2 separate regions of the Homo sapiens genome follow, and region 2 is linked to region 1. A link is an interaction called in ENCODE POLR2A ChIA-PET data of the cell type or tissue named here. Cell type or tissue: endothelial cell of umbilical vein. All regions are shown on one strand. Links, peaks and the distances in the headings refer to the core of each region. The heading gives the core; the rest is flanking DNA. Region 1 overlaps CDK17 (cyclin dependent kinase 17). Region 2 has its middle 42 kb from the start of CDK17.

Region 1 (15,752 bases), core at 7,753-15,752:
GTTTTGAGTTTACATTGTTTCATCCCATGTACAAAACCATTTTTTCCTACAAAAAAAAAAAAAAAAGATGCTCTTTACAGTGTACAACCTAGACAACGGGTAACAGGAAGTCTATTTCAATTACGGAGGCAACTCTTATAGATATACTGACATACCTACAGTTCAAATTTTATAGCAGGGAGACCAGTTTTGAAGAAAAAAATAGAGACTTCTAGTGAGCTGAAAGGATCATCCGCAATTTTCCTCCCATAAACTCTACTACTGTCCATAGATCTACATTTTTTTGCCTGCCATTTACTAAAGTAGAATTAAAAATACATATATAAGAATATCAAAATTATTAGAAAAAAATTAAGTGTTTTGCCACACTAGATATTAAAATATATTACAAAGCATTGAAAAATAAGCTGGAATGAATATAAAAAGAGATGGATCACCAAAACAACTTATCTAGTTTTTTTTATTATATAACAACTTGATAAAAACCAAATATCAGAAAAAATTAAAAAAAGAAGATGCCAGGATTCAGGGAGCAGTCAAAGTCTCCTCCTTAGCAATCCGTGGGGATAATGGGGGTGGGAGGAGGACCAACATCCCAGAAATCAAAGAAATGCAAATATAATTATATTTTTCTAAAACCAATGATCAAAAGCAAACATTTTAGATAATTATATCACTAAAAACAGATGTGGCACATTATTCGTGGTACTGGTACAACAGAGATATCAGAAAAGGGTTCACAGACTTTGGTTTGGGAATTCCACTTCTAGACATCTATCTACCCTAAGGAAATGCAAAATGGTGTGGGCGGGTGGGAAAGGGATATCGCATGTTCAAGTTTGTCACAGCACCGATTTAAAATAGTGAAAACATAAATACAAAAGATATTCAGCCTACTATCAACACCTCTATGCACACAAATTAGAAAATCTAGAAGAAAAGGATAAATTCCTGGAAACACACAACCTCCCAAGATTAAACCAGGAAGGAAGTGAAAACCTGAACAGACAAATAACAAGTTCCAAAACTGAATCAGTAATTAAAAAAAAAAAAAAAAATCCTACCAACCAAAAAAAGTCCAGGACCAGATGGATTCACAGCCGAATTCTACCAAACGTATAAAGAAAAATTGGTACCAATCCTACTGAAACTATTCCAAAATATCAAGGAGGGTTTCCTCCCTAACTCATTCTAGGGAGCCAGCATCAGCCTGATACCAAAATCTGGCAGAGATACAATGAAAAAAGAAAACTTCAGAACAATATCCCCGATGAACATAGACACAAAAATCCTCAACAAAATACTAGCAAATGGAATCCAGCAGCACATCAAAATGTTAATTCACCATAATTAAGTAAGCTTTGTTCCTGGGGTGCAAGGTTGCTTCAACACATGAAAACAATAAATGTGATTCACCACTAAAACAGAATTAAAAACAAAAAGCATATCATCTTCTCAACAGACAGAGAAAAAGCTTTCGATAAAACCCAGCATCCCTTCATGAATGGGCAAAAGTTGCAACAATTCCCTTGAGAACTGGAACAAGACAAAGATGCCCACTCTCACCACTCCTATTCAACATAGTACTTGAAAGTCCTAGCCAGAGCAATCAGGCAAGAAAAAAAAATCAAAGGCATCTGAATAGAGAAAGAAGACATCAAATTATCTCTCTGCAGATACAATTATGTATCTAGAAAACTCTAAAGACTCTGCCAAAAGGCTCCTAGAACTGTAAACGACTTCAGTAAAGGTTCAGGATACAAAATCAATGAATAAAAATCAGTAGCATTTCTATATTACAACATTCTAGCTGAGAGCAAAATTAAAAACACAATCTTATTTACAATAGCCCCCCAAAAAATGAAGTGCCTAGTATTACATCTAACCAAGAAGGTGAAAGATCTCTAGAATAACAACTACAAAACACTGCTGAAAGAAATCAGTGATGACACAAACAAATGTAAAAACATTCCATGGTCATTAATTAGAAGAATCAATATCATTAAAATATCCATAGTGCCAAAAGCAATATACGGATTCAATGCTATTCCTATCAAACTATCAATGTAATTCTTCACAAAATTAGAAGAAAAAAAAAAAAAACTCTTCTAAGATTCATACAGAACCAAAAAGCCCAAATAGCCAAAGCAACCCTAAGCAGAAAGAACAAAGCCAGAGGAATCATACTACCCGACTTAAAACTAAACTGTAGGGCTAAAGTAAGCAACACAGCATGGTACTGATACAAAAACAGACACACAGACCAATGGAACAGAATGGAGAATCTAGAAATAAAGTTGCACAACCACAACCGTCTGATCGTCTGATCAACAAAGTTGCCAAAAATAAACAACGGGAGAAGGACTCTCTATTCAATAAATCATGTTGGGATAACTGGATAGGCATACACAGAAGAATGAAAGTGGGCCCCTACTTTTTGTCCTATACAAAAATTAACTCAAGATGAATTAAAGACATTAGACTATAAAATCCTAGAAGAAAACCCAGGAAACACTCTTCCAGACATCAGCATTGGCAAAGAATTTATGGCTAAGTCCCCAAAAACAATTGCAAAGAAAACAAAAATTGACAAGCAGGACGTAATGAAACTAAAGAGCTTCTGCATGGCAAAAGAAATTATCAAGAGTATACAGACAGCCTTCAGAATGGGAGAAAAGATTTGCAAACTATGCATCCAACAAAGGACTAATATTCAGAATCCATACGGAACTTAAATCCACAAGAAAAAAAAAATCCCATTAAGAAGTAGACAAAGGACATGAACAGACATTTCTCAAAAGAAGACATATAAGCAGCCAACAAACACATGAAAAAAATGTTCAACATTACTAATCATGAGATAAAAGCAATGAAAACCACAACAAAATACCATCTCACACCAGTCAGAATGGCTATTATTAAAAAGTCAAAAAATAACAGATGTTGGCAAGACTGCAGAGAAAAGGGAAAGCTTACACATTGCTGGTAGGAATATAAGTTAAGTTAGGTTAGCCACTGTGGAAAGCAGTTGGAGATTTCTCAAAGAGCTAAAAACTGAACTACCATTCAATTCAATAATCCCATTACTGGGTATATACCCAAAGGAAAACAAATCATTTTATCAAAAAGACTCATGTATTCATAGGTTTATGGCGGCACTATTCACAATAGCAAAGACATGGAATCAACCTAGGTGCCCACTGATGGTGAACTGGATAAAGAAAACATGGTATATACACACCATGGAGTACTGTATAGCCATAAAAAAAGAATGAGACCTTGTTCTTTGCAGCAACATGGATGCAGCTGGAGACCATTATCCTCAGTGAATTACTGCAAGAACAGAAAACCAAATACTGTACGTTCTCACTTATATTTGGGAGCTAAACATTGAGCACACATGGACGTAAGATAGGAACAGCTGAGCAGGGTGGCTAATGCCTGTAATGCCAGCACTTGGGAGGCTGAGGCAAGAGGACTGCTTGAGCCCAGGAGTTCAAGACCAGCCTGGGCAACATAGACCTTGTATCTACAAAAAATCAAAGTTAGCCAGGTGTGGTGGTACATGCCCATGGTCCCAGCTACGTGGAAGGCTGAGGTGGGAAAATCACTTGAGCCCAGAAGGTCAAGGCTGCAGTGAGCCATGATCATGCCACTGCCTTCCAGTCAGGGTGAAAGCAAGACCCTTTCTCAAGGGAAAAAAAAAAAAAAAAAAAAGCCAGGTGCAGTGGCTCACACCTGTAATGCCATAACTTTGGGAGGCCTAGGCGGGCAGATCATAAGGTCAGGAGTTGAAGACCAGCCTGGCCAACATGGCAAAACCCCGTCTCTACTAAAAATACAAAAATTAGCCAGGCGTGGTGGTGGGCACCTGTAGTCCCAGCTACTCAGGAGGCTGAGGCAGGAGAGTTGCTTGAACCCGGGAGGCGGAGAGGTTGCAGTGGGCCAAGATTGCGCCACTGCACTCCAGCCTGGGCGACAGAGTGAGACTCTGTCTCAAAAAACAAAAAAAGATGTTAACAACAGACACTGGAGATGACTAGAAGGGGTTGGCAAATGGGGGCATGGGCTGAAAAACTACCTATCACATACTATGCTCACTACCAGAGTGACAGGCTCATCCATACCCCAGACCTCAGCATCACGCAATATACCCATGTAACGAACCTGCACTTGTATGCCCTGAATCAAAAATAAAAGTTGAAATTATTTTTAAAACAAAATAATGAAAAATGAGAAGTAATAATTATCAAACAACATGAAATGGTTAAGCATCTTTTGCAAACACTAAAAGTAACAGCCACAATTATTTGGTACCTTAAAAAAAACATAAAAAGGATCTTAAACAAAAATACAAAACATATTGGAGAAAAGCCAAGATAATATTTGAAAATAGTAACCACTGTGTTAGAGAACGTACATTGTACATTTTTTATATGATTATACATTCTCACATTTTAAAAATAATTTTCTAAAACTAATAACTGAGACCATACAGATAGGAAACAGTATCACTGATAAGAAACAAGCTAAAAGAGTCAGACAAAAACATCCACTAAAGGAAAAAACATAAAATAATTGAAACAAAAGACAATTATACATAAAATTAAGAAAACTGCCAACTCCCGGTAAAACTAAAACGCTCCAAGTAGAACAAAAAAAAAGGGAGGGAAAAATAAGATGGAACGACAGGAAGGTTTCTTGGTTTTTGCTTTGTTTTGAGATAGGGTCTCTAACTCTGTCACGCTGGCTGGGGAGCAGCGGCACAATCACAGCTCACTGCAGACTTTACCTTCCAGAGGAGTAGCCAGGACTACAGGCATGTGCCACCACAGCTGGCCAATTTTTTAAAACACTTTTTAAAGAGATGGCATTTTGCCATGTTGCCCAGGCTTGTCTTAAACACCTGGGCTCAGGTGATCTGCCCACCTCAGCCTCCCAAAGTGCTGGGATTACAGACGTGAGCCACTGCACCCAGGTAGAAAGTTTTAATCACTTTGCCTTCACTTCAAAAAATTTCCACATTTATGTTCGTTAAAAACTGACATACTGGCCAGACACAGAGGCACATGCCTGCAATCTCGGCACTTTGGGAGGCCAAGGTGGGAGGATCACTTGAGCCCAGAAGTTTGAGACCAGCCTGCAAAATATAGTGAAACCTCATCTCTACTCTCCACAAAAATCTTTAAAAAATTAGCCAAGCATGGCGGCGGCACCTGTAAGTCCCAGCTACTCAGGAGGCTTAAGTGGGAGGATCTCTCGAGTCCATGAGGCGGAGGTTGCAGTGAGCTGAGATCACGCCACTGCATTCCAGCCTGGGAGACAGAAAGAGGCCTTGTCTCAAAATGAAAAACAAAACAACAACAAAAAAACTGACATATTACATGGACATACTGCATAATGGTAAATTTTTTGATAGAAAAAAATTTAAAAATAAAAATTGACATAAGCGAAGAAAACCTATACAGAAAATATCTCAAATCACATATTACCTTGAAACAGTAATCTTAAGAGACATTACCACCAGGACCCCCTCTCCCTCTGCCATGGCCATGTACTCTTCCTCTACCTCTTCTTCTGCATTGGCCTCTTCCTGCAACAAACAGCTTCCCTTTTCTTAGGTTTTTACTTTAGGCTCAACATCCACAAGTAGTGTATCCAGAGGTAAACTGTCTGGTAGAGTAAAATATCTAATGTTACTTCCTCAAATTTGTGTTTCCAACTGTACAGGTTCTCTGTCTTCAGGGTCATTTTCACGCTTTAAGATGTGTATCACGGTGACATCCACACCTGTGACTGTTCCATAGACCTGTGTTCCACTTTTCAATTCAAGGTTACAGTTTCATGAACCATTTCATCAAAAATCTCATGAGCTTCATCCTAGCAGTGCCGTCATTCCTTGGGTCCAATAGCACACAGCATCCAGCAACCAAGGACCGACCAACCCACTAGAAGTATGAATCTACTTTAAATTTAATGTATGAGTGGTTCCTTCCCTTAACACTGTGCTAAACCCTAGAACAGTGTTTCTAAAACTCCAGGATCTATCAAGAATTGTCTGAAACATTAAAAACCCAAACCCAGAGATTCTCATTCAGAAACAGAGTTTGAGATTACACAGTTACAAGCATGCCTTTAGATTTTTTCTTATTTTAGTCAACAAGAATGATTCTGAAGTTGAGGTTAAAGCCATTACTCTGGAATAATATATAATAGTAAACAATAATATAATACTAAGCATCCAGGCAGATTTTATGACAAAGAATAAAATGCAAAGTCAGTTTCTTCTTTTGATGGGTAAACTTTATAACCAGTTACTCTATTTTGATTTCAGAAAAACGTGAGGCAGGGCATGGTGGCTCACACCTGTAATCCCAGCGCTTCGGGAGGCCGAGGCTCGAGAATCACTTGTGTCCAGGAGTTCAAGACTAGCCTGGGCAACATAGTGAGACCCTGTCTCTATCAAAAAAGTAAAAAATCAGCCGGGCATGGTGGTGTGCACCTGTGGTCCCAGCTGCTCAGGAAGCTGAGGTGGGAGGATTGCTTGAGCCCAGTAGGTTGAGGATGCAACGAGCTGGGACTGCACTGATGTGCTCCAGCCTGGGCAACAGAGTAAGACCTTTTCTCTAAAAAAAAATAATAATAAAATAAAAGAGAAAAAGAAAAACAATCAGCCAGGTGTGGCAGCTCACGCCTGTAACCCTAGCAGTTTGGGAGGCCAAGGTGGGAGGATTACTTGAGCTCAGGAGTTGGAAACCAGCCTGGGCAACATAGTGACATCTCATCTGTACATAAAAAAAAAAGAAAAGAAAAACTCTAGAGTCACATACAAGAGTCATAAACAAGGAAAGCAAATACTGTCTAGACTATTAAGATGTCAAGTAAATGATAAAGCACAGGCCTAAACAAGTGGAACAGAACAGGGAAAATGGTTCAAAGAAATATTTGGTTGGCCCTAAGGAAAGCTTACAGATATGCTTACAAAAGATTATGACCTATTTATTCCTAATGGTCATTAGATTAGAAACAACAATGCACATCTTAGACTATTTAGTCTACTGGTATGTCTATATGTGCCACCTCCACCCCCAAACATACAAGAAGGATGCAACACACACCCATTAATAACTTGAACTCACTGCTACAGTTACGCTCAAATCTGGTGGGAGTAGAGGCATATTAGAAAATCTGGGAAATATGCAAAGTTCAAAAAGCCAGAGACGATTTTCATTCAATTGTCCTTGTGAATCACTGATTTAGACATTCCTTCAATGTGAAGCAATGGATTAAACAATTTTATTACCACTACCAATAGTTCTTATTTTATAAAGAGTTATAGCAAAAACAATCAATGTTTTACATGCTGTGTTGGGCTGTTCTTACATTGCTATAAAGGAATCCCTGAGACTGGGTAATTTATAAAGAAAAGAGGTTTAATTGCCTCATGGTTCTGCAAGCTGTACAAGCATAATGCCAACATCTGCTTGGCAACTGGGGAGGCCTCGGGAAGCTTTTACTCATGGTGCAAAACCAAGTGGGAACAGGCATGTCACATGGCGAGAGCAGGAACAAGAGAGAACAGAGAAGAAGCTACAAACTTTAAAACAACCGATCTCACATGAACTCACTCATCACCAAGGGGATGGTGCTAAGCCATTCATGAGGGATCTGCCCCATGATCCAAATACCTCCCACCAGGCCTCACTTTTTTTTATTATTATTATTATTATTTTTTGAGACAGGCTCAAGAGAGCCTTCTGCCTCAGCCTCCTGGGTAGCTGGAACTACAGGCATGTGCCATCTCATGCTCAACTAATTTTTTTTTTTTTTTAATTTTTTTGTAGGCATGGGGTCTCCCTATGTTGCCCAGGCTGGCCTCAAACTCCTAGGCTCCAGTGATCCTCCTCAGTCTGCCTCCCTAAATGCTGGGATTACAGGCATGAGCCACCTTGCCCAGCCAAGAGTTAAAATAACGAGCTTATAGTAATATGGTTATTATAAGTTATTACTGAAGTAGGCTTTATGAAAAGAAAATTGAAAACATATAACCAATTCTAAACTTTATACAATAGAAACCTAAGTTGCAGATCTTTTCCAAAAAATTGTACCTGAAATAAATGTTTCAACCATTTTATAGCTTCTTAGGAAGAAAGGGGATGAGAGCAAAATGGAAATGGAAATGATATCTGGAGAAGGGAGGGATCAACAAAAAAATCCATGCTCACCAACTTATGGGCAAAAATTATTGCAACACACAATACCCCACTGTTTCTGAAATGATAAATGTTGGTTAATAAACCATGATCTCAAAAGCTCAATACAAAAAGTGTTTTAAGAAGACTGTGTAAGCTGAGGAATTTAAAAAGGCACTGACTCCCACAAATTATGAAAATTCATTTTAAATGTCACACTTCAAACAAGACGTTACCAAGCCATAATCTCGAACTAATATTTAAAATAAATTTATTACTTATAACACACCTACTATAGAAGAGGGTTTTTTTGTTTGTTTGTTTTTTGTTTTTTTTTTTTTGAGAGGAAGTCTCACTCTGTCACCAGGCTGGAGTGCAGCGGTGTGATCTTGGCTCACTGCAATTTCCACCTCCCAGGTTCAAGAGATTCTCCTGCCTCAGCCTCCTGAGTAGCTGGAATTACAGGCATGCACCACCACACCCAGCAAATTTCTGTATTTTTAGTAGAGACGGGGTTTCACCATGTGGGCCAGGATGGTCTTGATATCCTGACCTCATAATCCGCCTGCCTCAGCCTCCCAAAGTGCTGGGATTACAAGTGTGAGACAGCGCGCCCGGCTGAAAAGAGGTATAATTTAAAACTCAATTTTTTTTTTTTTTTTGAGATGGAGTCTTGCTCTGTCGCCCAGGCTGGAGTGCAGTGTGGCGATGTCAGCTTACTGCAACCTCCACCTCCCAGGTTCGAGTGATTCTCCTCCCTTCAGGCACGTGCCAACACGCCCGGCTAATTTTTTTGTATTTTTTAGTAGAGACGGGTTTCATCATGTTGACCAGGGTGGTCTCGAACTCCTGAGCTCAGGCGATCCACCCACCTAGGCCTCCCAAAGTGCTGGGATTACAGGCATTTTAAAAAAGCCTTGGCCAGGTGCGGTGGCTCACGCCTTTAATCCCAGCACTTTGGGAGGCCTAGGTGGGTGGATCACCTGAGCTCAGGAGTTCAAGACCAGCCTGCCCAACATGGTGAAACATGGTCTCCACTAAAAATACAAAGATTAGCCAGACACAATGGCGTGCACCTGTAGTCCCAGCTGCTCAGGAGGGTGAGGCAGGAGAATCGCCTGAACCTGGGAGGTGGAGATTGCAGTTAGCAGAGATCGCACCACTGCACTCCAGCCTGGACGATGGGGTGAGACTCCATCTCAAAAAAAAAAAAAAAAAAAAGACAGAAAAGAAAAAGAAAAAAAATCCTTCAAGTTTAAAAGTAGACCATGGAACAGTTTTTATTTAATTACTGTAATTCCATTTAAAAACAAGGCTGGGTGTGGCGGCTCAAACCTGTAATCCCAACACTTTGGGTGGCCAAGGTGGGTGGATTACCTGAGCTCAGGAGTTAGAGACCAGCCTGGCCAACACTACTAAAAATACAAAAATTAGCCAGGCATGGTGGCACACGCCTATAATCCCAGCTACTCGGGAGGCTGAGACAGGAGAATTTACTGAACCCGGGAGGTGGAGGTTGTAGTGAGCTGAGATTGCACCACTGCACTCCAACCTAAACGACAGAGGGAGACTCCATCTCAAAAAAAAAAAGAAAAACAAAGCTTCTAGTCAACTGTATACATAAACTACCACAGCAGAATGAATAACATTAAATGCACTGTTTGATCCTTTGAGTACAATTCTGCACTGCAGTAAGCGCATTTAAGCCAATACTACACAGTTAAATAGCTAGATTTCATTAAGGACGATTTTGGGGCGGGGGGTTGTTTTGTTTTTGATTTTTTTTTTCTTTTTTTTTTTGAAACAGAGTCTCACTCTGTCACTCAGGTTGGAGTGCAGTGGTGTGATCTCAGCTCACTACAACTTTCACCTCCCGGGTTCAAGCAATTCTCATGCCTCAGCCTCCCAGGTAGCTGGAATTACAGGCCTGAGCCACCACGCCCGGCTAATTTTTTGTATTTTTAGTAGAGATGGGGTTTCGCCATGTTGCCCAGGCTGGTCTCGAACCCCTGACCTCAAGTGATCTGACCGCCTTGGCCTCCCAAAGTGCTGGGATTACAGGCGTGAGCCACCGCGGCAGGCCAGTTTTTTTCGGTTAAACCAAATTTTACTCCTGATACACTGACCAATATTTTTAGACCTTCAGAAATGAGTACTTTCTTTACATATTAACATTATAATTTTATATTTCCATTTTGTCTAAAAGACAACAATCTTTGAAGGCCACACCCCTTTTCTCTCCATTTTCACTAACAAGTTAGTACAGCTCACATGCAATTAAACAGTCTCAATAATGCCAAGTTACTGTCCCTCCAAGTTGGCCTACAAACTGCTCTAGATTGCTCTCACACAAATACCACCAAAACTGTATAGCTCCAATATTTGAAACCTTTTACACTTTTTATTATCTACTATATCAAAATGTATTCTTGATTGCTTCTAAGCCTACTCTGACCTTAATTTACCAACTCGGTGTTGTTCCTCCTAATTCCATCACTTTATTCAATTTAAGAGTATGATAATACGGGAAGAAATACAGAAATGAAAAAAAACACGGCCTCTCTGGAGCACAACGCCAGCCAAAAGAGGGAGAGACCTGAAAATAATTAATTACAACATAACATATTAAGTACTACAGTATACATAAATACTATATAGCAGAACCACCATAACTGTCAGAATGGAACAAAGATCACGTTGGAGAAAGAGACGTTTGGGCTTAAAAATGAGAATTTCTCTACAAGTGTCATAGCATTGTAATATCAACATACCAGTTTCTTCATCTTTGTATCCTAGCCCCTACCATAGTGTCTAGTACAGAGTAGGCAGGTACTTCAGACATGGATGGATGAATGGACGGCAGTACGGAAAAAAGGATAAAATAAGATACATATATAAACATAAAGAAAGAATATGGTTAGATTAAAATGGGACAAAACTGGAGCCAGTAAATCAGATAAGACATTCCAAAACCCTTACGTAAGAAAGTGACACAGGAAAAAATAAATTTAAAAGATATTTAGGAATTAAAATTAACAGGACTTGGTGTGACTAACTGGACTAAGGGGAAATGAGCATAACAGAAAAGCGTAAGAAAGAAGCTGCCAAAGTTTTTGGCTTACGTGACTAGGCTGACAGTGGTACCATTCACTGAAATTGGGAACAGAAATAGGGGATTCGAGTTCAGTTTAGGTAAGGGAGCACTAAGGCAATATCGAGTAGGAAGCTGGAATGCAACTCAGAAAAAGAGGTCTAGATTAGAAATAAAGAGGTGGAGATTATTGCATATGGGTGATGAGAACAAAGCCCTAAATATAGACCAGATTGCCAGGAACACATAAAACCTGGAAAGAAGGCTGTGGACAGAATACTCAGACAACCAACATTGCTGTTATCTTATATGTTACAATATTGCCACATTAAATTATATTGTTACAACACAGATAACGGCTAATACAATATTGAGGACGTAACAAATGCTTTAAAAATACCAACTGCAAACCTGAGTTAATTGAAAAATTAAATTTATTAACTCAAATTGAGACATAAAGGACCACTTCTTAAAACCAATTTAAGGCCAGGCACAGTGGCTCACACCTGTAATCCCAGCACTTTGGGAAGCTGAGGCGGGTGGATCACGAGGTCAGGAGTTCAACACCAGCCTGGCCAAGATAGTGAAACCTCATCTCTACTAAAAACTACAAAAATTAGCAGGGCATAGTGGCAGACACCTGTAATTCCACCTACTCGAGAGGCTGAGGCAGGGAGAATCGCTTGAACCCGGGAGGTGGAGGTTGCAGTGAGCCAAGATTGTGCCATTGTACTCCAGCCTGTGAGGCTCCGCCTCAAAAAAAAAAAAAAAAAAAAAAAAAGCTAATTTAATAGGTCAGACTCAAGGTGCTTAAGTCTAAGGAATCCAATTTTACTTCAGAATCAGTAAAAAATCTGGGCACAGTGGCTCACACCTGTAATTCCAGCACTTTGGGAGGCTGAGGCAGGCAGATTGCTTGAGCTCAGGAGTTCAAGAACAGCTTGGGCAATATGGCAAAACCCCATCTCTACTAAAAACACAAAACTTAGCCAAGACTGGTGGCGCTGAACCTGTAGTCCCAGCTATTTGGGAGGCTGAGGTGGGAGGATCACTGGAGCCCCAGAGATCAAGGCTACAAGAAGCAGTGATCACACCACTGCAATCAACCTGGGTGGCAGAGTGAGACCCTGTATCTTAACAAACACAAACACACACACACATACTCAATGAAAAGCTTCTTTTTCCACCAGAAATAACATTACAAGTCAATAATATAAAATACTAAAATCTAAGTTGTTATACTTCAAAAAATGTTTATTCTAAAATAATACTAAAAAACACATATTAACTAATTTAAAGAAGAGCAAGTCTAAATTTGGAGTGATAAGGGCTTCAATGCTGTTACTTGATAGTTTCTCACAAGTATAGACCAGGTGCAGTGGCTCACACCTGTAATCCCAGCACTTTGGGAGGCCAAGGCAGGCAGATCATGAGGTCAGGAGCTCAAGACCAGCCTGGCCAACATGGTGAAACCCTATCTCTACTAAAAATACAAAAATTAGCTGGACATGGTGGTGCACGCCTGTAATCCCAGCTACTCGGGAGGCTGAGGCAGGAGAATCACTTGAACCCGGGAGGCGGAGGTTGCAGTGAGCCAAGATCACGCCACTGCACTCCAGCCTGGGCAACAGAGTGAGACTCCATCTCAAAAAAAAAAAAAATTTCTCACAAGTATTTACCAACGTTGTTTACATTATTGAATATTAACACATACTAATAACAAACATTACCCATCAATTATAAGAATAGTAGATTAATATGACTTGAGAAGGCCAAAGTTAGTAACTGAACTAGAATACAATGAAAGAGAAATTATCTTTGGGTCCTTTTCCCTTGTTTACAAACATGTACACAAAATGTAGAGTATTCTTGAACATATTTACACTAACAAATGCATAAAAAGAAACAAAAATGTGTTATTAAAAGGTAGAGAAGCACGGGTACGGTGTCTCATACGTGTAATCCCAGCACTTTGGGAGACCGAGGTGCACAGATCACCTGAGGTCAGGAGTTCGAGACCAGCCTGGCCAACATGGTGAAAACCCATCTCTACTAAAAATACAAAATTTAGTTGGACGTGGAAGCTCACACCACCTGTGGTCCCAGCTACTCCGGAGGCTGAGGCACGAGAATAGCTTGAGATCACGCAACTGCAACACTGCACTCCAGCCTGGGCCAACTGAGGGAGAGACTCCGTCTCAAAAAAAAAAAAAGAAAAAAAAAAGGTAGACAAAAAATATTTATTATTTTATTTTTATTTATTATTTATTCAAAAAATCTATAATTTTTTTCCCCCGAGACAGAGTCTTGCTCTGTCGCCAGGCTAGAGTGCAATGGTGCGATCTTGGCTCACTGCAACCTCTGCCTCCCAAGTTCAAGCAATTCTCCTGCCTCAGCCTCCCGAGTAGCTGGGATTACAGGCATGCACCACCGTGCCCAGCTAATTTTTGTATTCTTAGTAGAGACCGGGTTTCACCATGTTGGCCAGGCCGGACTGGAACTCTTGACCTTGTGATCTGCCCGGCTCAGCCTCTCAAAGTGCTGGGATTACAGGCGTGAGCCACCATGCCTCGCCCATATAAATGTTTTAAATTTTTTTAGCATCTTGATTTTTAATTCATTTTGAGCAACATGTCCTACCTTACATATTTTATATACTGCAATCTTTTAATGTAGTAAAACCAGTTCAATGTACTTTAAATCGCATTTTGATGAGCTTTTCTAATATCTCACTCATTGTTTATAGAGTGCAGACAGTAACATTGACTTTTTAACATCTCATCCTCATGGAGACAGTGTAGAGTAGTGGTTTGAATGCCTAAACTGGAATGTCAATGTTACCACAGAGGTCGGTCCCTGGAAACAATGACTTAACCTAAGGTCTTTGTTTCTTCATTTGAAAACAGGCAGAATACCTATATGAAGCGCTTATTGTGAGGATTTCACAAAATAATACTTAGCATAGTGCCTAGTAGAGGAGGTAAATAATTAACGTTAATTTCTTTCACAAAGTTTATGTTATGGACTGAAGATCTGTGTACCCCCAAAATTCACATGTTGAAGTCCAAACCTCCCAGTGTGATGGCTATTAGAGGTGGACCTTTGGGAAGTAATTAGGTTTAGATTAGGTCCTAAGAGTGAGACCCTCTCATGACGGGATTTGTGCCCTTTTAAGTAGAAAAGAAAAAGACATCCTCACCTCTCCCTCCCCTCCCTCCCACTTCACCTGCAGACAGGGAGGAAAGGACTTAAGAGTGCCCAGGGAGAAGACAGCTGAGAGGGCAGGTGCTTAGCTGATTTCAGACTTCCAGCCCCGGACCTGTGAGAAAATACGTCTGTGTTTTAAGCCACCTCAATGTATGGTATTTTGTTATAGTACCCCAAGTAAAATAAGGTGATATCAAAAAATATTTTCAAAAGGAGACTTTGGAGAGCAAGATAATTTTCACCTCATCCCAATATGCCATAGATCTGTAAATCTACATCCTCAAACAGTATTCAGTATTGCAGGTTACTGCAGAACACGGTAACATTACTTATTAGATTTACTGGTAGATGTCTATTGATTTTCCATGTTGGCCAACAGGGAGAGGCAGACAGGCTGGGAACAATAAACTACACTGAGGTATATTCAATACACTTCTCTGGCCCTTGGCAATTCCTCTTGCCAGGTCAATATTTTGCAGATATCAAAAGTAACCACCAACTAACTATATTGGAAGCAAAATAATGACAAAGAATCCACTGATGACAATAAAAATTCTTAAAAGCCAGTCTAACTGGTCCTCTCCCCATCAGTTCAAAGAAATTGCCAACATTGTAGATTGAATGCTAGTGAACTACACTAGGTTCGCTATTACAGGCAGTTTTTTTAACTTCAAAAATGCTACATAAAGCACATTTTTAAATGCCATAAACCTATTGTTTATCTTCTGCATTTAAAATGCAAAATGCCATTATCACTTTATGAAATATACTTTAAATACCGATTTCCTGTTTAAAAGTTTAGGCAAAAATTATCCATTCAAAATTCAAAAGAACCTAAAACTATTCATCCTTCCCATGTATGAAAACTGAGACAATTTTTTAAACAGGTAAAATTCCCTAGAGAATATAATTTTTACAATATAGCAATAAAGTAATTATCCATCCTGAAAGTCTAAAACAAACAAAACAAACAAACAAACAAAAAATACAAAGAACATCCTGGAAATCTAAATGCCATGTAAAAGAATGCTAGCCCATGACGGTAAAATTTTCTAAAGACTAGGAAACATCAATAAAGATTCAAAATGTAATGTCTTATAAATATTCAGCATTAGTAGACAATAACAAAGAAAATCATAGGGTAAAAATTTTTGTGTTCACAGATAACTGTTATAATATTAAGGGACATCGTCATCTCCACTTTTGAATAGCTACCCCAGTTGCCATTACAGCTTCCATTGTTCAAAATAAAATAGTTGCAT
Region 2 (15,932 bases), core at 7,933-15,932, 54 kb after region 1:
TGAGGACAGGAGTTCAAGACCAGCCTGGACAACATGGCAAGACCCCATCTCTACAAAAAATTAAAAAATTAGCCTGGTGTGGTGGTGTGCACCTGTGGTGCTACTTGGGAGGCTGAGGTGGGAGGATTTCTTGAGCCCAGGAGGACGAGGCTGCAGTGAGCTGTGTTCATGCCACTGCACTCTAGCCTGGGCAACAGAATAAGACCCTGTCTCTTAAACAAAATTATAACAAATACAGACTTAAATTCAAAATAATATAGTTGGTCAAATTGTTAATTTATTAAAAACTATAGCACTGGTCATTTCTATAACCACAAATATCAACATAAAGTTACAAGATTATACAAACATGCTAGTCATGACTAGTTGACTAAAATATATAAGGTACAAGGTAAAGGACAAAATAGAAAGTATCCATGTCTATGAATAAAGGGTTATTAAAAATTATTGTGGCCAGGTGCGGTGGCTCATGCCTGTAATCCCAGCACTTTGGGAGGCCGAGACAAGAAGATCACGAAGTGAAGAGATCAAGACCATCCTGGCCAACATGGTGAAACCCTCTCTACTAAAATTACAAAAATTAGCTGGGTGTGGTGGCACATGCCTATAGTCTCAGCTACTCAGGTGGCTGAGGCAGGAGAATCACTGGAACCCAGGAGACGGAGGTTGCAGTGAGCCGAGATTGCGCCACTGCACTCCAGCCTGGGCGACAGAGAGAGATTCCATCTAACAAAAAAAAAATTGCATATAAGATATTCTAAGAACTACGTGAGACAAAAAGTTATGGCATAGAACTGTCCTTAAAGAACTAAAATCTAGAGATGTCTGTGTGTGGCAAGATGGTAGGGCGAAAGGCTAAGGAATGTAGACTTTTTTTTTCTTTTTTTGAGATGGAGTCTTGCTTTGTCACATAGGTTGGAGTGCACTGGCTTGATCTCGGCTCACTGCAACCTGTGCCTCCCGGGTTCAAGCAATTCTCCTGCCTTAGCCTCCCGAGTAGCTGGGATTACAGGCGTGTGCCACCAGGCCCAGCTAATTTTTATATTTTTAGTAGAGGTGGAGTTTTGCTATGTTGCCTAGGCTGGTCTCGAACTCCTGGCCTCAAGTGATCAGCCCACCTCGGCCCCCAAAAATGCTGGGATTACAGGCGTAAGCCACCATGCCCAGCCCCACAGTGATTCTTTAAAATGTCAGTATCACCCCTGTTTCACACAGCTGGAAGTACATGGAGGAAGGCCTCCAGGAACTCAGCTGACACGCTCCCAGCACCTCCTCAACATTTTCCCAGCCTGTTCCCCATACTGCATACTGAGATGCTCCTGGTCCTCTCTTCCTACTTACTGTTCTACCTGGCCCTTTGGACTTCACCTTGCCACTACACCCCTAGTTATCAGTTTGCTGTCTACACATATAGGATGTTCTTTCAGCTACAAGAAACAGAAATCCCAACAAATAGTGGCCTAAGAGCATAATAATATTTGTTGTTCACTAAACAAGAGGCCAGTCTCAAGGTTAGTTTGGTAATTCAACAATGTAATCAAGAAGGCAGAGTCCACCATGCCTCCTCAGTAAGTCAGCAATGTCTGTCTTTGCGAAGCTCTTGCCTTGAGATCCCCTCATACAACGGCATTCAAGCTGGAATCGAGGGAAGAGAGGCCAAAGGCTTCCACTTCCCTAGCGTTTCTTTTATCAGGAAATAAATTTTTTCCTCATACCCTCAATTGACTACTTCTGACAATGCACTGGTTAAGTCTGGGCCATGTGCCCAGTCTCCTACCAATACTGGCAAAGGAGAATAAGTCCACTACGATTGGCTTAGACCAATCATCACTCATCCCATGGGCTGGGAATGTTTTCCTGAACAAAACCGGGGCTCTGTTAGCAGGAAAGAAGGGGAATGGCAGTGGAGTAAGCAATTCAGAGTATCTGTGATGGACTGTGAGTACAAAACCTTATCCTGTCCTGTGTAATCACTTCTCAATTAGCCCTTGGAAGCTCCACCTCACTGCCTTCAGCCCCTATCTTCCCTACTACTCTTTTGGAAAGTTCTTGGTTTGATTTGTCCTGCATCCTTACGCAAGTCATAGGTAAGTCTATAAGATGTAGACAGTAGTCCTTACAAAAGAATTGCCCAGAGAGGGCCCTTGCTTGGATCCGCAAGGCAAGGCTGACTGATGCTATGAGAGATATCAGTGAGGTCTTTTGAACCTCTGTCACTAGTTTTATCTTATATGTACAGATTTGAGAGTTTAGCTCTTGCTTTTAATCCCTAGAGTCTGTCAAGTGTTGGATTTTATGGGGGTGGATAATATAAACATCAAGGATTAGGGGAGAACAGTTTGAGGAGGAGCTGAAAGAAAAATAGAGAATGCCAGTGTCTGCAGATGACAGGGCCTTTGTAAGACTCTCTCATTATCATCTCTTTTCTGTGGTTCATTTCACATTAAAATTTCCATCAGCATTTTGGCATGGATAAACCTTGGCAATGTCTCCTTGAAAAAATAATTATCATGTATTTTTCTTGTTAAAGCTGAGCAGATTTTTTAAAATGGTTACAGCTCTGGAGTATTCATTAGTAAAATCTACTGGGCTTTTAGATAGTAGGTATCATTAGTGTTCTGTAATGTAGCTAATTTCATTCACTGACCTCTCTTTGCGTCTATGCTTTTATAGTTCTTTATTCCAATAGTTCTAATTATCATAAATATAAAAGGGGTACACATGTCCATTTTTCTTTCTTTCTTTCTTTCTTTTTTTTTTTGAGACGCAGTTTTGCTCTTGTTGCCCATGCTGGAGTGCAATGGCATGATCTCGGCTCACTGCAACCTTTGCCTCCAGGGTACAGGTGATTCTCCTGCCTCAGCCTCCCAAGTACCTGGGATTACAGGTGCCTGCCACTATGCCTGGCTAATTTTTTGTATTTTTAGTAGAGAATGGGTTTCACCGTGTTGGCCAGGCTGGTCCTGACTTCAGGTGATGCACCCACCTCGGCCTCCCAAAGTGCTGGGATTACAGGCATGAGCCACTGTGCCTGGTCTACATGTCCATTTTTTAAGAAGTTTTTGCTTCATTCCACCCCCGATGCTGTGTTGCTCTGTCCTTATAAGCATACCCGTTAACCTCGATGTCCTAGGACTTATCTATTTATTTATTTAATTTGAGACAGGTCTCGCTCTGTCATCCAGGCTGGAGTGCAGTGGTGTGATCATGCCTCACTGCAGCCTCATCCTCCTGGCCTCAAGCAATCCTCCCACCTTGCCTCTGGCATAGCTGGGACTGCAGGCATGAGCCACCGTGCCCAGCTAACTTCTTTTATTTTTAGTAGAGACAGCTATGTTGTCAGGAGCTGATCTTGAACTCCCAGGCTCAAGCAGTCTTGCCACCTTGGCCTCCCAAAGTGCTGGGATTGCAGATGTGCCACAGCCCTGGTCCTAAGATTTATTTTTGATTTGAGAGGAACAAGAGGGCTCGTGACTAATAGGGGCCAACTCTTTCTGGTCCAGTGGGCTTCTTCCTCTATTTTCCCTAAAATAGATTGTTTATACATTATCCTAAGCCATGTTTACGCCAGGGATTTTCATGTATGCCAAATAACATTTATAAGAAAATTTAAGTTCAGTTGAGAACTGCAAATAAAAAGCTTTTAGTTAAAAAGAAAAAAGCTTTTAGTTAAAAAGAAAAAAGCTTTTAGTTAAAAGGTGACCTCATCTCTCATTCTGCCCATCTTTCATACCCCTTTCCTGTGTATACACACACGTGCCCTCCCTGCTCTCTGGCCACCCTGGATTCATCATCATTCAGAGGAAAAAGATCTCTGACCTGCATGCCTTTGCTTATTTTATTCCCTTTGCATATGGGGCCATCTCCACCTCTCTGCCTAGTTATTCCGTCTTATCCTTCAAGGCCCAGTTCAAAAGCCATCTCAGTGTGAGACCTTTCTAGAACTCACTTCCATCCTGCTTCCTAGGGATATTTCAGCCCTTCCTATTCTCTGTATTCCTATAATAGTTTGAAATAGCTTTCCTCTAAAGCTTATAATGTCTTAGTCCCTGCCTGTCCTAGCCCTGCCTACTTTTGGCTAGAGTCGACCCTCACCCTGGAGAGTTCTTAGAACCAGGGCACTACCTTTCATCTCCCTGTTAGCCCTGATACTGCTTAGAGTGCCAGCTGCAGTGCCCCTGGCCATCAGATGGAGTATTTGGGTACCAATATGAGCCCTCATCATCTAAGTGCATCATGCCTCTTTTGGCATTACAATTGGGACAGCTGGGTACTCTTTAGCCTGATTTGCTCTCTTCTCTCCATTGTCTTTATTGCCAGACTGTGAACTCACTGAGTGTGTGAACTAGACTTTACAACTTGGAGATGACAGAAATTTCAATATCTCAAGCAGTGATAGTGAGAAGTGTGTTAAAATCCTCAGTTTACTTTTCTTTGAGTCGTGGTGCACAGGGTTTTAGAAACAGAGGCTCCAAATTTAGCCAGGAGTGGTGGGGGGCACCTGTAGTCCCAGCTACTTGGGAGGCTGAGGCAGGAGAATGGCATGAACCCGGGAGGCGGAGCTTGCAGTGAGCCGAGATCGTGTCACTGGACTCCAGCCTGGGGGACAGCGAGACTCTGTCTCAAAAAAACAAAAAAAAACAAAAAAAAAACAAAACAGATGCTCCAATGATTGTTCCCTTGGTGAAGATTTCTTCAAAAACAAGCAGTTCTCAAAAAAGGAAAAACAAATGGCTTACAAACATCTGAAATTATATTTAACCTCACTCATAATAAGATAAGTACAATTTAAATATATGCTGAGATACCATTTTTTACCAACAAAATAGGCAAAAAGCAAAAACTTTGTTAACAGGCTGTACTGTTGAGGATATGTAATAATGCATGCTCTTCTGTGAATCTACATGTTCTTTGACCCAACAGCATCACTTCTATATATATATATTTTTTTTGAGACAGAGTTTTGCTCTGTCACCCAGGCTGGAGTACAGTAGCATAATCATAGCTTACTGCAAACTTGACCTTCCAAGTTCAAGCAGTCCTCCCACCTCAGCCTCCTGAGTAGCTGAAACCACAGGTGCACTATTTTTTTGTTTTTTGTTTGTTTTTTGAGACAGAGTTTCACTCTTGTCACCCAGGCTGGAGTGCGGTGGCGTGATCTCAGCTCACTGCAACCTCCGCCTCCCAGATTCAAGTGATTCTCCTGCCTCAGCTTCCCAAGTAGCTGGGATTACAGGCGCTCACCACCACGCCCAGCTAATTTTTGTATTTTTAGTAGAGACAGGTATTCACCAAGTTGGCCAGGCTTGCCTCGAACTCCTGGCCTCAGATGATCCACCTGCCTCAGCCTCCCAGGGTGCTGGGATTATAGGTGTAAGCCACTGCACCCAGCCTTTTATTTTTTTATTTTTACTTTTTGTAGAGACAAGGTTTTGCTGTGTTGTCCAGGCTATTCTCAAACTCCTGGGCTCAAGCAATCCTCCTTCCTCAGCTGCCCAAAGTATTGGAATTGCAGGTATGAGCCACTGAGGCCAGACTAGAAATTTATCTTATAGACATGCAGGCATATGTGAAAATCAGCTTACATATTATGTTATTCATGTCTGTATTATTTGTAGTGGAATCAGAGTAAAACAACTTAAAGTTTTATCAATAATGGTTGAACTAGTTTACAGTCCCACCAACAGTGTAAAAGTGTTCCTATTTCTCCACATCCTCTCCAGCACCTGTTGTTTCCTGACTTTTTAATGATCGCCATTCTAACTAGTGTGGGATGGTGTCTCATTGTGGTTTTGATTTGCATTTCTCTGATGGCCAGTGATGATGAGCATTTTCTCATGTGTCTGTTGGCTGCATAAATGTCTTCTTTTGAGAAGTGTCTGTTCATATCCTTTGCCCACTTTTTGATGGGGTTGCTTGTTTTTCTCTTGTAAATTCGTTTGAGTTCTTGGTAGATTCTGGATATTAGCCCTTTGTCAGATGGGTAGATTGTAAAAATTTTCTCCCATTCTGTAGGTTGCCTGTTCACTCTAATGGTAGTTTCTTTTGCTGTGCAGAAGCTCTTTAGTTTAATTAGATCCCATTTGTCAATTTTGGCTTTTGTTGCCATTGCTTTTGGTGTTTTAGACATGAAGTCCTTGCCCATGCCTATGTCCTGAATGGTATTGCCTAGGTTTTCTTCTAGGGTTTTTATGGTTTCAGGTCTAACATTTAAGTCTTCAATCCATCTTGAATTAATTTTTGTATAAGGTGTAAGGAAGGGATCCAGTTTTAGCTTTCTACATATGGCTAGCAAGTTTTCCCAGCACCATTTATTAAATAGGGAATCCTTTCCCTATTTCTTGTTTTTGTGGCAATTCATCAAGGATCTAGAACTAGAAATACCATTTGACCCAGTCATCCCATTACTGGGTATGTACCCAAAGGATTATAAATCATGCTGCTATAAAGACACATGCACATGTATGTTTATTGTGGCACTATTCACAATAGCAAAGACTTGGAACCAACCCAAATGTCCATCAATGATAGACTGGATTAAGAAAATATGGCACATATACACCACGGAATACTATGCAGCCATAAAAAAGGATGAGTTCATGTCCTTTGTAGGGACATGGATGAAGCTGGAAACCATCATTCTCAGCAAACTATCGCAAGGACAAAAAACCAAACACCACATGTTCTCACTCATAGGTGGGAATTGCACAATGAGAACACTTGGACACAAGAAGGGGAACATCACACACCGGGGCCTGTTGTGGGGTAGGGGGAGTGGGGAGGGATGGCATTAGGAGATATACCTAATGTAAATGATGAGTTAATGGGTGCAGCACACCAACATGGCACATGTATACATATGTAACAAACCTGCACGTTGTGCACATGTACTGCAGAACTTAAAGTATAATTAAAAAAAAGGTTTATCTATAATGAAATGAGTAAATAAATTATGGTACATTCACACATTGGAATACTGTGCAGCCAAATATATTGTGAAACTATTTTATGTATTGATATGAGATTATTTCCCAGCTCTATTATTGGGAGGGGAACAGGAGGCAGAAGTCATGGAGTGTCAGGGGCACATGTGTGGAAGGGAGGTAATATGGTTTGGCTCTATGTACCCACCCAAATCTCATCTCAAATTGTAATCCCCACGTGTTGAGAGAGGGACCTCGTGGGAGGTGATTGGAACATGGAGGTGGTTTCCCCCTTGCTGTTTTCATGATAGTGAGTTCTCACAAGATCTAATGGTTTAAAAGTGTGACTTCCTTTGCTCTCTCTCTCCTGCCATCGTATAAGACACACCTTGCTTCCCTTTCACCTTCCACCATGATTGTAAGTTTCCTGAGGCTTCCCCAGCCATGCAAAACTGTGAGTCAATTAAACCCCCTTTCTTTATAAATTACCAAATTTCAGGTATGTCTTTATAGCATTGTGAGAACAGACTAATACAGGAGGTTTTCACTGTTTATCCTTTCAAGACTTTGCTTTTTTGACCATATGAATTCATCAAAGCAAACAAATAAAATATTTTAAAAAGTATTTGTAACACTAGAACATGATGTCTTTTCCCTAATACCTAGCACAGGGTTTGGCATTTGAAAGTGGTTCACATTTCCTAGAAAATAGAGGTTATAGCCGGGTGTGGTGGCTCACACCTGTAATCCCAGCACTTTGGGAGGCCGAGGCAGGCAGATCACCTGAGGTCGGGAGTTCGAGACCAGCCTGACCAACATGGAGAAATCCTGTCTCTACTAAAAATACAAAATTAGCAGGGTGTAGTAGTGCATGCCTGTAATCCCAGCTACTCGGGAGGCTGAGGCAGGAGAATCACTTGAACCTGGGAGGCAGAGGTTGCCGTGAGCTGAGACCACGCCATTGCATTCCAGCCTGGGCAACAGAGCGAACTCTGTCTCAAAAAAAAAAAAAGTAGAAAAAAAGAAAATAGAAGTTATATATCCATCATTCTGGAGAGAGGTACAATCCCAGGGCACTAAGAGAGAAGAGAAAAAGAAATTGAGTCCGCAAAGGAAGGAGAGCAAATAAAAAGTGGTATATGGTTTTACTGGAGACACAGCTTCACAACAAAACACCGTTGATAGTTTGGTGTCCAGAGAGGTTATAGAAATCCAGCACATCTCAGAACAGTTCATGGATAGGACAAACGACAATTTATCTGTTGGGTTCTCTCTGTCTCTGGTCTCTCTGGTCTCTCACTCATTAAAGTCCGCTCCTTTTGCCCTTCTGTGATTTCTAATGACTCCTGGAAGCTTCTGGTGAAGGCACAGCCTCCAGGGATCCCAGACAATGTGAATATACAAAGGTCCCTCTTTGTCAGGCCATGCCCTACACAGGAACTCCTTCTTCTATCACAATGATTGTGGAAACTTGTCAAGTGACTGAGGTTTGGGGGTGGGGATCAGATACTACTGAGCAATCTGGTGTGGTACGTAAATGGTTCAATACAACAAGTGCTGAGAAGGTTTTTTGTTTGTTGTTGTTGTTTTATTTTATTTATTTTATTTTATTTTGTTTTTGAGACAGAGTCTTGCTCTGTTGCCCAGGCTGGAGTGCAATGACGCGATCACAGCTCACTGCAACCTCCACCTCCCGGGTTCAAGCAATTCTCCTGCCTCAGCCTCGTGAGTAGCTGGAATTACAGGTGCGTGCCACCACACCCAGCTAATTTTTGTAGTTTTAGTAGAGATGGGGTTTCACCATGTTGGTCAGGCTGGTCTCAAACTCCTGACCTCAGGTGATCCACCCACCTCGGCCTCCCAAAGTGTTGGGATTACAGTCAGGAGCCACCACGCCCGCCCTTTTGTTGTTGTTTTAATAGACTTTATTTTTCAGAGCAATTTTAAGTTTACAGCAAAATTAAGAAGAAGGTACAGAGATTTCTCATGTACCTTCTAACTCCACACAGGTACAGCCTCCCCCACCATCAACATCCTACACTCAAATGGTATATTTGTTACAGTCAATTAAGCTATATCTGCACAGGTGCAGTCAACAAACCAGGTATCATTATCAGCCAAACTTAGAAACTTCTGTTTGCTTTTGCTTGTTTAATAACTTGGTTGATTGGTTGGTTAAAATGGTCAAGGCATTTCCTGTAAAATTATAAATCTGAGAGTCTATAAGAATTTAACCTATTTAAATTGCCCAAGCCAATAATTATTTTATTGTAGTGCAAGATCATTGTATTCCACTTAAATATATACATGGTTATGTTTGTACCTGTTTAATACTTGTGCTTTCAATAAATTAATCTAAAATATGATTGAAGACACTATATGGTCTTTATATGGTGTGAAGGCATAGAAAGAAGTAAGACATATAATCTTCCTCCTGAAATTATTACAAAATAATACAAACTTAAACAGGAATGCAAGATTTAAGAATCACTACCGCATAATAAAACAGCACAAGAGGCCGGGCGCAGTGGCTTACGCCTGTAATCCCAGCACTTTGGGAGGCTGAGGTGGGTGGATCACCTGAGGTCAGGAGTTCGAGACCAGCCTGGCCAACATGGTGAAACCCCGTCGGCACTAAAAATATAAAAATTAGCCGGGCATGGTGGCAGGCGGCTATAATCCCAGCTATTCGGGAGGCTGAGGCAGGAGAATCACTTGAACCTGGGAGGCGGAGGTTGCAGCGAGCCGAGATCGACAAACACTCCAGCCTGGGCAACAAGAGAGAAATTCCATCTCAAAAAAAAAAAAAAAAAAAAAAAAAATCAAGATGCGCTCCCTCTGTGAAGTGGTTAACGGCCAAATGAGAAATAGAGATAATAAATACTACAGTGATTGTGCAATTTCTTTGTACCCGAAGTAGTTGTGGAAGACCTAATGAAGAAGCAACTGAAACTGGACTTGAATTACAAACAAAAACAGAAATGGTGAGGACATTTAGGATGATAGCCCGGCCTAAGCCCAAGCTCCAAAAACTTGGAACACTATGTATGGACTCTTTTAAAAAAAACTTCGCCGGGTGCAGTGGCTCACACCTGCAATCCCAGCACTTTGGGAGGCCGAGGCAGGCGGATCACCTGAGCTCAGGAGTTCGAGACCAGCCTGGCCAACATGGGGAAAACCCATCTCTACTAAAAATACAAAAATTAGCTAGGTGTGGTGGGGCATGCCTGTTAATTCCAGCTACTTGGGAGGCTGAGGCAGGAGAATTGCTTGAATCCAGGAGGTGAAGGTTGCAGTGAGCTGAGATAGTGCCACTGTACTCCAGCCTGGGTGATAAGAGCAAAACTCTGTCTCAAAAAAAAATAGTGGGATAGTTTGAAATAAGTCTAGAAAGGTAGGTAGGCAATAGATAGTATAAGGCTTTCAAATTATTTGTAAAGAAACTAGAATTTTATACTAAATCAAGGAGAAGTCATTAAAATTTTTAAATAGAATGGTCATATGCCCTATTAAGAATATTTGGGGCTGGACATGGCATGGTGGCTTACGCCTGTAATCTCAGCACTTTGGGAGTCCAAGGTGGGCAGATCGCTTGAGTCCAGGAGTTTCAGACCAGCCTGGGCAACATGGTGAAACCCTGTCTCTACAAAAAAAATACAAAAAAAAAAAAAAAAATAGCCGGGTGTGGTGGTGCACACCTTTAGTCCCAGCTACTCGGGACGCTGAGTTGGGTGGACTGCCTGAGCTCAGGAAATTGAAGCTGCAGCGAGTGGAGATTGTACCACTGTACTCCAGCCTGGGCGACAGAGCCATACCCTGTCTCTAAAAGGAAAGAAAGAAAAAAGGAATATTTGGGATACAGATTCTAACAAAATGTCTTTAAAACACTCCTACCTACCACTTGACTAAATCAGAAGACATTTTTCCCATGGAAATGTCTGTGGTGAGCAGACCAAAGCCTGAAGGAACTAATTTCCCTGGAGACAGATCTTGTGTATTTCTGGAGCTTGATAGATTACCAGGGAGCTGTTTATAAATAATAGATTTTCATTCTAGGCTCTCTATATCTTACGCAGCATAAGCAGTTGAAATTCTAGTTAGCTAAGGGATTCTTAAAGGGAAAGCTCTGAAGTCTGAAGCTAGATTAGGTCAGTAGAAAACCATGAATCACTAGCCACTGAATGGAAGGTGGAGCCTTTATCAGCAGCATCTCAGAATCAAACCCCAGCACCATAACATCACATCCTCTTCGTTCTGCTATCAGTCAGATGCAACAGGAAACTGACGAAGGTACTAGGCAGTTTCCTTTCTGCTCTGACCTGACTAGTTTCCTCTGCAGCTTGCTCCAAGCTTATTGTAAAGGAAAATAATGAAATGCCAGTCAATTTCCTCCAGTTGGATTAAGCCTAGGACAAGGAAGGAAAAACAAATTTCTAAGATTAGTCAGTTTCCCCTTGCAACTATGAAGTTGGTTCAGGGCCTCCGGCTGACCCTTCTCTCAGTATTTCCCTCTCAGAGCTCAGCTTTACATCATAGGCAAGATAAAGACTTGGCAAAGTGAACAACACATATTGTGTAATTCTTATAGGAAATCTTGGGTTCATTCATGGGAAAACCATCTATACAGAAGATTGTGTTTGATAAGCATTGAAGTCTCCTTTGACGTCTAGCAAATTCATTAATTCAAGAGAGTAAAAAACAAAAACAAACCAAAAAACCTACTGATAATAGTAATTGGTATACCCAAGCAGCCAGGTTATTTTGCTCCTTTCTCAGTATGACTAACAAGGAGCTGTTTCCATGGAGAACATTTATACAAAATTAACAAGGGAATCAAGTTAGTTTAGTGAAAGAGACAGGGTTGGACTACTTCGAAGAAGTAGTTATGTCTGTGGTAACCTGGATTTTGCTGGGTATTAGAGATGCTATGGCCTGCTGAAAAATATAACTAAGAGTCTGGCATCTGAGGAATCTGACTGGCTTACTTTGTAAAAGTAATTAAACTTAACAGTGGAAGTTGCCACTTAAAATATCTTCTCAGTGAACTTAGTAATGTGGAGTAACAATACTGTATTGAAATCCACATTGAATGAGAGTTACTAATTTAGCAGATGGATGATTCTTCTTTATCACCTTCTACTTCCTGTTTCTTCTAATTTACTTACTTTTAATTTTCCCTAGTAAATTTCTGTATCTTCTGTACTTCATAGCTGTTATTAAAATAATATTCCATCAATCTTCCTTTCATACATTTGTGTGATTTTTATTTTTATGTATTTTTTTTTGAGACAGTGTCTCACTGTGTTGCCCAGGCTGGAGTGCAGTGGCGTGATCTCAGCTCACTGCAACCGCTGCCTCCCGGGTTCAAGCAATTCTCCTGCCTCAGCCTCCTGAGTAGCTGGGATTAGAGGCACGTACCACTATGCCCGGCTAATTTTTGTATTTTTAGTAGAGAAGGGGTTTCACCATGTTGACCAGGCTAATCTTGAATGCCTGGCCTCAAATGATCCTCCCACCTCGGCCTCCCAAAGTGCTAGGATTACAGGTATGGGCCACCGCGTCCGGCCTATTTTTAATATTTATACTGTAGAAACTCCTCTAGCTAAGCCATACATTGTAATTGCTGAAATTAATAGTGTAATAAAAAACAAGAAAACAAGTGTATGGAGCTTTAGAATACGAAGAGTTGATAAACAGACTGTGAGAATAAATAGGCAAGAATTCAAGGTTTCACTTTAATGGCATTTGGAGCAGCCACTGTAATAGACATCTGACAAGTAACAGATGTGTGGGGGCTGTGACATTCTCCTTTTTTTTTTTTTTTTTTTTTTTTTGGTTAAGGACTAATTATCTATTACTTTACAGACTTGCTAATATACTGTGGAGCTCCTAAAACAGCTTGGTTGATCAACCAGCAGTAGCATTATTAAACTAACAAACAAAAGAACTTGTACATGGATAAAGGTCTAATAATCTTTATTAAGGGATCTGTAGCCCTTTTTGTAACATTTACAAGAAGAATTTACCTTGTATTTTCAAAGATATATCACATATCTGAGGAAGTTAAAATAGCCCCCCCCCCTTTTTTTTTTACTTAATTAGCCTGAATCAGTAAAATGGTTTCCATGATCATCACTCCTCAACACAATTATGTCCCATTTTAATAGTGGGTTCTGGGTGAATTTGCCTTGATCAAATTTGAGGACAAAAATAGGGCATAAGATTAATTATTATTTTTATTTTTGAGATGGAGTCCTGCTCTGTCACCCAGGCTGGAGTGCAATGGTGCAATCTTGGCTCACTGCAGCCTCTGCCCCCCGGGTTCAAGCGATTCTCCTGCCTCAGCCTCCTGAGTAGCTGGGACTACAGGTGCCTGCCACCACGCCCTGCTAATTTTTGTAGTTTTAGTAGAGACGGGTTTTTGCCATGTTGGCCAGGCTGGTCTCAAACTCCCGACCTCAAGTGATCTGCCCACCTTGGCCTCCCAAAGTGCTGGGATTACAGGCATGAGCCACTGCTCCTGGCCAAGATTAATTTAATGTAGGCAAAATTTCAGCTGATCTTATATATCCAGTCAATTCAAAATATTTACCTTTTCAGAGTAAGCTATGAATATTTTATAACATATACTTTAATAGGCCTATAAAAATTATGAAAATGTCTTGGGTTTGCTTTGCTCCTACCTCCCCTGCCCTGTTCCTTATGTGTTGACGCCAAGGGTGCTCCTTAATAAACATCCTGCAAGCTATAAACTCTGTCTCAGTGCCTGCTTCCCAATGAATTCAGTCTACTACAGTGACTCTGTTTAAAAGCAGCAGTGACCACCTGGACTGTGAGTCACAGGAAAAGGATGGAGAATCGCATGTCATATGAGGAGTGACTGAAACGAGAGTGAGAAATAGGAGAGAAAAGTATAATACAATGATTAAATACATAGACTCAACTCCTAGCTTGACTATCCACTTACTGGGAGATCAAGGAAAGTGTTTTTTGTTTTGTTTTGTTTTTTTTGAGTCAGAGTCTCGCTCTGTCACCCAGGCTGGAGTGCAGTGGCGCGATCTCGGCTCACTGCAAGCTCTGCCTCCCAGGTTCAAGCCATTCTCCTGCCTCAGCCTCCCGAGTAGCTGGGATTACAGGTGACCGCCACCATGCCTGGCTAATTTTTGTATTTTTAGTAGAGACGGGGTTTCCCTATATTGGTCAGGCTGGTCTCGAACTCCTGACCTCAGGTGATCTGCCCACCTTGGCCTCCCAAAGTGCTGGGATTACAGGCATGAGTCACTGTGCCCGGCCGTTTTTGTTCTTTTTAATCCTATTTTTCTGCAGAGAATCTAGGTTTTTGTTTTGTTTTTGTTTTTTAATTCTACTTCTGCTGGGAATCTAGTTTTAATAGATAGTTATTAAATTGCAGTTTAATTTGTTAATCTATGGATTAATGTATTATCTCCCATAGGGGGCAAACTTTACTAATATTATGGAAAAAATAACTCAAAAAGTGACATAACTGTTATTACTACTGCAGAATGTGGAGACAGTGTTTGGGGACAGGTAAATCCTTCAGTAGCTTCTTTTTTTCTTTTTTCTTTCTTTTTTTGAGATAGAGTCTCACTCTGTCACTGAAGTTGGAGGGCAGTGGCAGGATATTGGCTCACTGCAACCTCCACCACCCAGGTTCAAGCAATTCTCCTGCCTCAGCCTCCCAAGTAGCTGGGATTACAGGTGCCTACCACCACACCCAGATAATTTTTTGTATTTTTAGTAGAGACAGGGTTTCACCGTGTTGGCCAGGCTGGTTTCAAACTTCTGACCTCAGGTGATCCACCTGCCTTGGCTTCCCAAAGTGCTGGGATTACAGGCATAAGCCACTGCACCAGCCTTCAGTAGCTTTTAATTGCACAATGTAGTCAACCATTTCATTTACCTATGCATGGGACTAGTCCATGAAAGTTAATAATGTTAATGGTGGTAAATGGTGTAGTACAATACTAAAGAATATCGGCTTTGACATCCAGAAGATAGGTCTCAAATTAACAACCTTATAGAACACATAATAGAACTAGAAAAACAAGAACAAACTAAACCTAAAGCTAGCAAAAGGGAAAAAAAAAACTATAATTAGAGCAGAACTAAACAAACTTGGACCAAGAAAACCATACAATGGATCAATGAAACACAAAGTTTGTTACTTGAAAGGATAAACAAGATTGAGGCTGGGCACGGTGGCTCACGCCTATAATCCCAGCACTTTGGGAGGCTGAGGTGGACGATCACCTAAGGTCAGGAGGTCAAGATCAGCCTGGTCAACATGGTGAAACCCCGTCTCTACTAAAAAATACAAAAAATTACCTGTGTGTGGTAGTGGGCGCCTGTAATCCCAGCTACTCAGGAGACTGAGGCAAGGAGAATTGCTTGAATCCGGGAGGCGGAGGTTGCAATGAGCCAAGATCATGCCACTGCACTCCAGCCTGGGCGACAGTGAGACTCCGTCTCAAAAACAACAACAACAGGCCAGGTGCGGTGGCTCACGCCTGTAATCCCAGCACTTTGGGAGGCTGAGGCGGGTGGATCATGAAGTCAGGAGATCGAGACCATCCTGGCTAACACGGTGAAACCCCGTCTCTACTAACAATACAAAAAAAAATTAGCTGGGCGTGGTGGCAGGCACCTGTCGTCCCAGCTACTCAGGAGGCTGAGACAGGAGAATGGCGTGAACCCCGGAGGCAGAGCTTGCAGTGAGCCGAGATCGCGCCACTTCACTCCAGCCTGGGTGACAGAGCGAGACTCCGTCTCAAAAAAAAAAAATAAAACAACAACAACAACAACAATACAAGACGATAGACTGCTAGCTGGATTAACAAAAAAAAGAAAAAAAGGAGAGAGAGAGAGAAGATTAAAATAAGCACAATCAGAAATGACAAAAGTGACATTGCAACTGATCCCATAGATATGCAAAAGATCCTCAGAGACTACTACAAACATCTCTATGTGCACAAACTAGAAAATCTAGAG

The links. ChIA-PET counts read pairs that join two places held together with the same protein. Peaks named below come from ENCODE experiments on the same cell type or tissue, not always from the same donor. Only the 100,000 strongest peaks of a DNase experiment are listed, where the experiment ranks them.
Region 2: POLR2A ChIA-PET joins it to region 1 with 15 read pairs; 19 of 35 experiments call an interaction of 5 or more read pairs at or near these places.

What each region holds. Positions count from the first base shown.
Region 1 is chr12:96,381,316-96,397,067 of GRCh38, forward strand. All of the region lies in intron 1 of CDK17 (cyclin dependent kinase 17), which reads right to left. Among named protein-coding and RNA genes, the nearest start is that of CDK17, 11 kb to the right of the region's middle. In endothelial cell of umbilical vein, for the core only: no CTCF peak of the experiment used is centred there; a DNase peak (open chromatin) is centred at 11,236; H3K4me3 peaks cover 1,651 bases; H3K27ac peaks cover 4,303 bases.
Region 2 is chr12:96,434,775-96,450,706 of GRCh38, forward strand. No RefSeq gene overlaps it. Among named protein-coding and RNA genes, the nearest start is that of CDK17, 42 kb to the left of the region's middle. In endothelial cell of umbilical vein, for the core only: no CTCF peak of the experiment used is centred there; DNase peaks (open chromatin) are centred at 11,277 and 13,757; H3K27ac peaks cover 6,150 bases.